Regions from separate parts of the Homo sapiens genome. Here region 1 is linked to region 2. Evidence: read pairs that join two places in POLR2A ChIA-PET (ENCODE). Cell type or tissue: Panc1. All regions are shown on one strand. Each heading gives the region's core, and the rest is flanking DNA. Links, peaks and the distances in the headings are about the cores only. Region 1 has its middle 13 kb from the start of CCL24. Region 2 overlaps POR (cytochrome p450 oxidoreductase).

What was found. Peaks named below come from ENCODE experiments on the same cell type or tissue, not always from the same donor. Only the 100,000 strongest peaks of a DNase experiment are listed, where the experiment ranks them.
Region 1: POLR2A ChIA-PET joins it to region 2 with 9 read pairs; 3 of 35 experiments call an interaction of 5 or more read pairs at or near these places.

Annotation. Positions count from the first base shown.
Region 1 is chr7:75,799,754-75,802,773 of GRCh38, reverse strand. No RefSeq gene overlaps it. Among named protein-coding and RNA genes, the nearest start is that of CCL24, 13 kb to the left of the region's middle. RefSeq lists an enhancer at 2,442-2,942. In Panc1, for the core only: no CTCF peak of the experiment used is centred there; no DNase peak of the experiment used is centred there.
Region 2 is chr7:75,936,592-75,939,352 of GRCh38, reverse strand. The region is part of intron 1 of POR (cytochrome p450 oxidoreductase); the gene reads right to left. Among named protein-coding and RNA genes, the nearest start is that of SNORA14A, 5.8 kb to the left of the region's middle. RefSeq lists an enhancer at 1,727-2,340. In Panc1, for the core only: no CTCF peak of the experiment used is centred there; a DNase peak (open chromatin) is centred at 1,242; H3K27ac peaks cover 331 bases.

The sequences.
Region 1 (3,020 bases), core at 218-2,717, 140 kb after region 2:
GTGCAAGAAATAATTCAGGACAAGTCCATAGAGTAAAGTGAAAGCAAGTTTATTAAGAAAGTAAAGTTATACAGAATGGCTACTCCATAGGCAGAGCAGTGTCATGGGGTGCTCGAATAAGCATACGTACAGTTATTTTTTGATTCTATGCTAAAGAAGGGGTGGGTTATTCATGAGTTTTCAGGGAAAGAGGTAGGCAATTCCTGGAACTGAGGATTCCTCCCCCTTTTTAAGACCATATAGCGTAACTTCCTGACGTTGCCGTGGCATCTATAAACTGTTATGGCAGTGGTGGCAGTGTCTTTTAGCATGCTAATATATTATAATTAGGGTATAATGAGCAATGAGGAGGATCAGAGGTGACTTTCATCGCCATCTTGGTTTCAGTGGGTTTTGGCTGCCTTCTTTACTGCAATCTCTTTTTTTGTGTTTTTTGAGATGGAATCTGACTGTCGCCCAGGCTGGAGTGCAGTGGCATGATCTCGGCTCACTGCAACTTCTGCCTCCCGGGTTCAAGCGATTCTCGTGCCTCAGCCTTCTAAGTAACTGGGACTACAGGCGTACACCACCACACCCGGCTAATTTTTTTTTTTTGTATTTTTAGTAGAGACGGGGTTTCACCATGTTGGTCAGGCTAGTCTTGAACTCCTGACCTCAGGTGATCCTCCCACCTCGGCCTCCCAAAGTGCTGGGATTACAGGCGTGAGCTACCATGCCCAGCCTTGACCAACTTCTTTACTGCAACCTGTTTTATCAGTGAGGTCTTTATGACCTGTATCTTGTGCCGACATCCTGTCTTATCCTGTGACTTAGAATGCCTCACATCCTGGGAATGCAGCCCAGTAGGTCTCAGCCTCATTTTACCCAGCTCCTATTCAAGATGGAGTCACTCTGGTTCACACACCTCTGACAGGATGGCAATTCAGGACTAGGATCTGGGAGAGAGAATTTTTTTTTTCTTTTTTTTTTTTTTTGAGACGAGTTTCGCTCTTATTGCCCAGGCTGGAGTGCAATGGTGAGATTTCAGCTCCCCACAACCTCTGCCTCCCGGGTTCAAGCGATTCTCCTGCCTCAGCCTTCCGAGTAGCTGGGATTACAGGCATGTGCCACCACGTCCAGGTAATTTTGTATTTATTTATTTATTTATTTTTTTAGTAGAGACAGAGTTTCTCCATGTTGGTCAGGCTGGTCTCGAACTCCCAACTTCAGGAGATCCACCCACCTCGGCCTCCCAAAAAGTGTGGGGATTACAGGTGTAAGCCACCATGCCCAGCCGAGATATACTTTTATTAGTGCGTTTTCATGGTGTTTGAGCTTTTTACTATGTGCATTAACCACTTTTATGATAAAAAGTCAGGGAAGCTGATGATGTGATATCCATGCCTCTTTTTATTGGGCTGCCCCAGTTGGTGTGCTCCTGATGTTTTCCCATCGCCAATAGTATCTCCATCTCTGGACTGGGGTGCCTTATACCAAAGGCTACTCTGCTATGACAGACCAGAAATGCCAGGGAATTAAAACCCTCAGGGGGAACCCAGTGCAGTGGCTCACACCTGTAATCCCAGCACTTTGGGAGGCTGATGTGGGTGGATCACTTGAGGTCAGGAGTTCGAGACCAGCCTGGTCAACATGGTGAAACCCCGTCTCCACCAAAAATACGAAAAAAATAGCCAGGTGTGGTGGTGGGTGCCTGTAATCCCAGCTACTCGGGAGACTGAGGCAGGAGAATTGCTTGAACCTGGGAGATGGAGGTTGTAGTGAGCCAAGATTGCATCACTGCACTCCAGCCTGGATGACAAAATGAGACTCTGTCTCAGAAAAAAAAAAAAGAAATATCTATTTCATAGGTGGGCTGTGAGGATAATTTAGGCAATTAATGCATGAGAAGCACTAAGCCCAATGCCTGGCTCATGATAAGTCTCCATAAATGTTAACAGGAGAATATCCAAGCTCTGCTGGGAGGCAGAGGGGCATGTTGGTCCTGCTATACCCGGGGCATCTGGCAGACACTGCTATGGCCATTCCGGCAGGCTCTGGGCCCCCCGCCTCCCCCGTGTCATTTTTCTAGCAGCCACGGATGCCTCTGGATAAAAAAGGCACCAGTTGGGCCGGGAGTGATGACTCACCCCTGTAATCCCAGCACTTTGGGAGGCCGAGGTGGGCTGATCACGAGGTCAGGAGTTCGAGACCAGCCTGGCCAACATGGTGAAACCCCGTCTCTACTAAAAATACAAAAATTAGCCAGGTGCGGTAGTGGGCGCCTGTAGTCCCAGCTACTTGGGAGGCTGAGGCAGGAGAATCACTTGAACCTGGGAAGCGGAGGCTGCAGTGAGCTGAGATTATGCCACTGCACTCCAGCCCGGGCAACAGAGCAAGACTCCGTCTCAAAAAAAAAAAAAAGCCACTGGTTGGAATGACGGCCTTTGGGGCACTTGAACTGTCCACCAGACAGCCTGGCCTGCCCTTGCCTGGCCTTACAACAGAACATGAGCCTTGGATATGCACGGCCAGTCGATGCGTGTGGAGATCATACGCTGACCACCCTGTCGTGCGTCGGGGCAGGCCACCAGCATGATGACCCGTCCACAGAGTCACCACACTCTTTCTTGAGCCACTTTGTGAAGGAGGAATCTAAAGATGGAGGGGGTGTCGGGGGTTGGCTGTGGTCAGGGAGGGTCTGGGCCCCGTCTGTAGCCAAGTTAAGCCAAAACTGGCCCATGTTTGGGGGGAGTCCTCTTTTGTCCCCAGGTAAACTTGTCACATGACTCATGAAAAATGATTTTTTTTTTTTAGGGTCTCCCTGTCACCCAGGCTGGAGTGCAGTGGTGCAACCTTGGCTCACCGCAGCCTCCAATTCCCAGGCTCAAGCGATCCTCCCACCTCAGCCTCCTGAGTAGCTGGGACCACAGGCGTGCACCACGACACCCGGCTAATTTTTGTATTTTTTGTAAAGACAGAGTCTCACTATGTTGCTCAGGCTGGGCTCAAACTCCTGGGCTCTATCGATCTGCCCCCCTCAG
Region 2 (2,761 bases), core at 243-2,742:
AGGGCTCCGCTGGCCTGTGAGGCCCAAAGCACTAAGGATGCCAGGGAGTGCGAGGCAGGCAGGCTCCTAATCCCACAGAGCTTACAGTCTGGAAAGCCTCTAGACAATGTTCAGGTACAAAAACGTCATGTCGAAGGACATGCTTCTGTCACTCTTACGTCCATGCGTGCAGCAAACAGCTGAGGAGCACCTGCTGCACTCCAGGAACTGTGTGGGTTCAGGCAGGAGCAGACATGCCAACCTTGCCCCAAGGTGTCCTCCTGCTATGAGAAAGGGCAGACCTATCCCAACAGTCACGGCTGCATGGGGAGGCCAGGTGCAGGGGAAATAGAGCTGGAAGGAAAAAGCAGGCATGACAGTCTGAAACAGTCAAGGAAGGGGCTCCCAGAGGCCAACATCTGGGCTGGATTGTGAAGAATGATCAGGGTCCACCAGTCAGATTAGGGGGATGAGCGAAGCTACCGATAGAGGAAGCGTGTACCAGAGCCTAGAACACGAGAAACTCGGGGTCTGGGGTAACTCAAGTGTGGTGCAATGGGATGTGTTTTTATGTGGGGATGCATAGATGGCGAATAAGAGATAAGCATTCATTCATTCACGGAACAGGCTGGAGTCACCAAGGCTGCAGTGCAGTGGTGTGATCACAGCTCACTGCAGCCTCTAACTCCTGGGCTCAAGCAATCCTCCTCCCTCAGCCTCCTGCATAGCTGAGACCATAGGCATGCACCACCATACCAGCTGATTTTTTAAATTTTTTTGTAGAGATGGGGTCTCACTAAGTTGCCCAGGCTGGTCTCAAACTCCTAGGCTCAAGCAATCCTCCCATCTTGGCCTCCCAAAGTGCTGGGATAACAGGTAAGAGCCACCACACTCGGCCGAGATAAACTTTTAAGAGACACCCAGATGAGTGCGTAAGGGCCTAGGGGCCTGTATGCCAGTCTAAGGTGTTTGGCCCTGGGGAAGCTGGTGAGGACAGGGCAAGGGGGTGCTGTGATCAGAATGCTGCTACAGGAAGGTACTACTGTACAACGATGCCTGCACCCCTAATATCAATGCAGTCACGGGGCTTTCACCAAGGTATCCTGGAGAACATTCTCCACTGAAGATGGCCATGGCCAAACGCTCCCAGCTGATGGCCTTTTCCCCACACAACAGGACTTAATTTAGAAACACATGACCAGCATGTGCCCGATGCAATGACGTGAAAGGAGGAAGGCAGCTGCTGAGTCAGATCTGTGCAAGCGTGACTGGGGGGACAGGAGGGACAGCAGGCGAACAGTGGGCATGACTCAGCACAAATCGAACTGACCAGGCCCACAGGGGCTGATGCTGCAGCTGCAGCTCCCCGTGCCTGCTTCTAGCAGCATCTCTGCGGCCTTGGCTCCTTGGCTTGAATGCCAAGGGGACGAGACCACAGCTCCCCTAAGCTCCAGGGCATTGCATGGATATAATCCAGCGTCAACATTAAAAGGTGGCACAAGGTGATTTACAGGCACAAAACTCTCCACAGGAGTTCACGCTGGTTCATCCTCCTGACCATCCCCACTTTTGCCTCAATTGTTTTTTTTTTTAGATGGAGTTTTGCTCTTGTCGCCCAGGCTGGAGTGCAATGGCACGATCTCGGCTCACTGCAACCTCTGCCTCCCAGGTTCAAGCGATTCTCCTGCCTCAGCCTCCCGAGTAGCTGGGATTACAGGTGCCTGCCACCACGCCTGGCTAATTTTTGTATTTTTAGTAGAGATGGGGTTTCGCCATGCTGGCCAGGCTGGTCTCAAACTCCTGACCTCAGGTGATCCACCCCCTCAGCCTTCCAAAGTGCTGGGATTACAGACGTGAGCCACCAAACACGGCCTTCTTTTTTTTTTTTTTTTTTTTTTTTTTGAGACAGGGTCTGGCTCTTGTCCCCAGGCTGGAGTACAGTGGCACAATCTAGGCTCACTGCAACCTCCGCCTCCCAGGTTCAAGCAATTCTCCTGCCTCAGCCTCCCAGGTAGCTGGAATTACAGGCACCCGCCAACATGCCTGGCTAATTTTTGGTTTTTTTGTTTTTTTTTTTTTTTTGTAGAGATGGGGTTTCACCACGTTGTCCAGGCTGATGTCAAACTCCCGATCTCAACTGATCCACCTGCCTTGGCCTCCCAAGTGCTGGGATTGCAGGCATGAGCCACCAAGCCTAGCTGATTGCCTCAATTAATTTTGAATAAAAATATAGAAAACAGAAACAGCGGCCGGATGCGGTGGCTCACGCCTGTAATCCCAGCACTTTGGGAGTCCGAGGCAGGCGGATCACGAAGTCAGGATATCGAGACCATCCTGGCTAGCACGGTGAAACCCCGTCTCTACTAAAAATACAAAAAAATTAGCCGGGTGTGGTGGCGGGCGCCTGTAATCCCAGCTACTTGGGAGGCTGAGGCAGGAGAATGGCATGAACCCGGGAGGTGGAGTTTGCAGTGAGCCAAGATCGCGCCACTGCACTCCAGCCTGGGTGACAGAGCAGGACTCGGTCTCAAAAAAAAAAAAAAAAAAAAATTAATAATAATAAGAGAAACAGAGCCAGGGGTCTTGCTTTACTTTTCTCAAATCTGGGCAGATCAGTTCTGAAGTCGGCTTCTGCCTCCAGCGCAGGGGCAACAGTCTGGAGAGATCACCTGGAGGCAATCAGAATGCCACCTGCCCCCCAACCCCCTGCCCACACACGCATGTGTTACAATTCCTACAGCAAGTCCACGGCAGCAAGCCCACAGCATGGGCAGTGCTACTC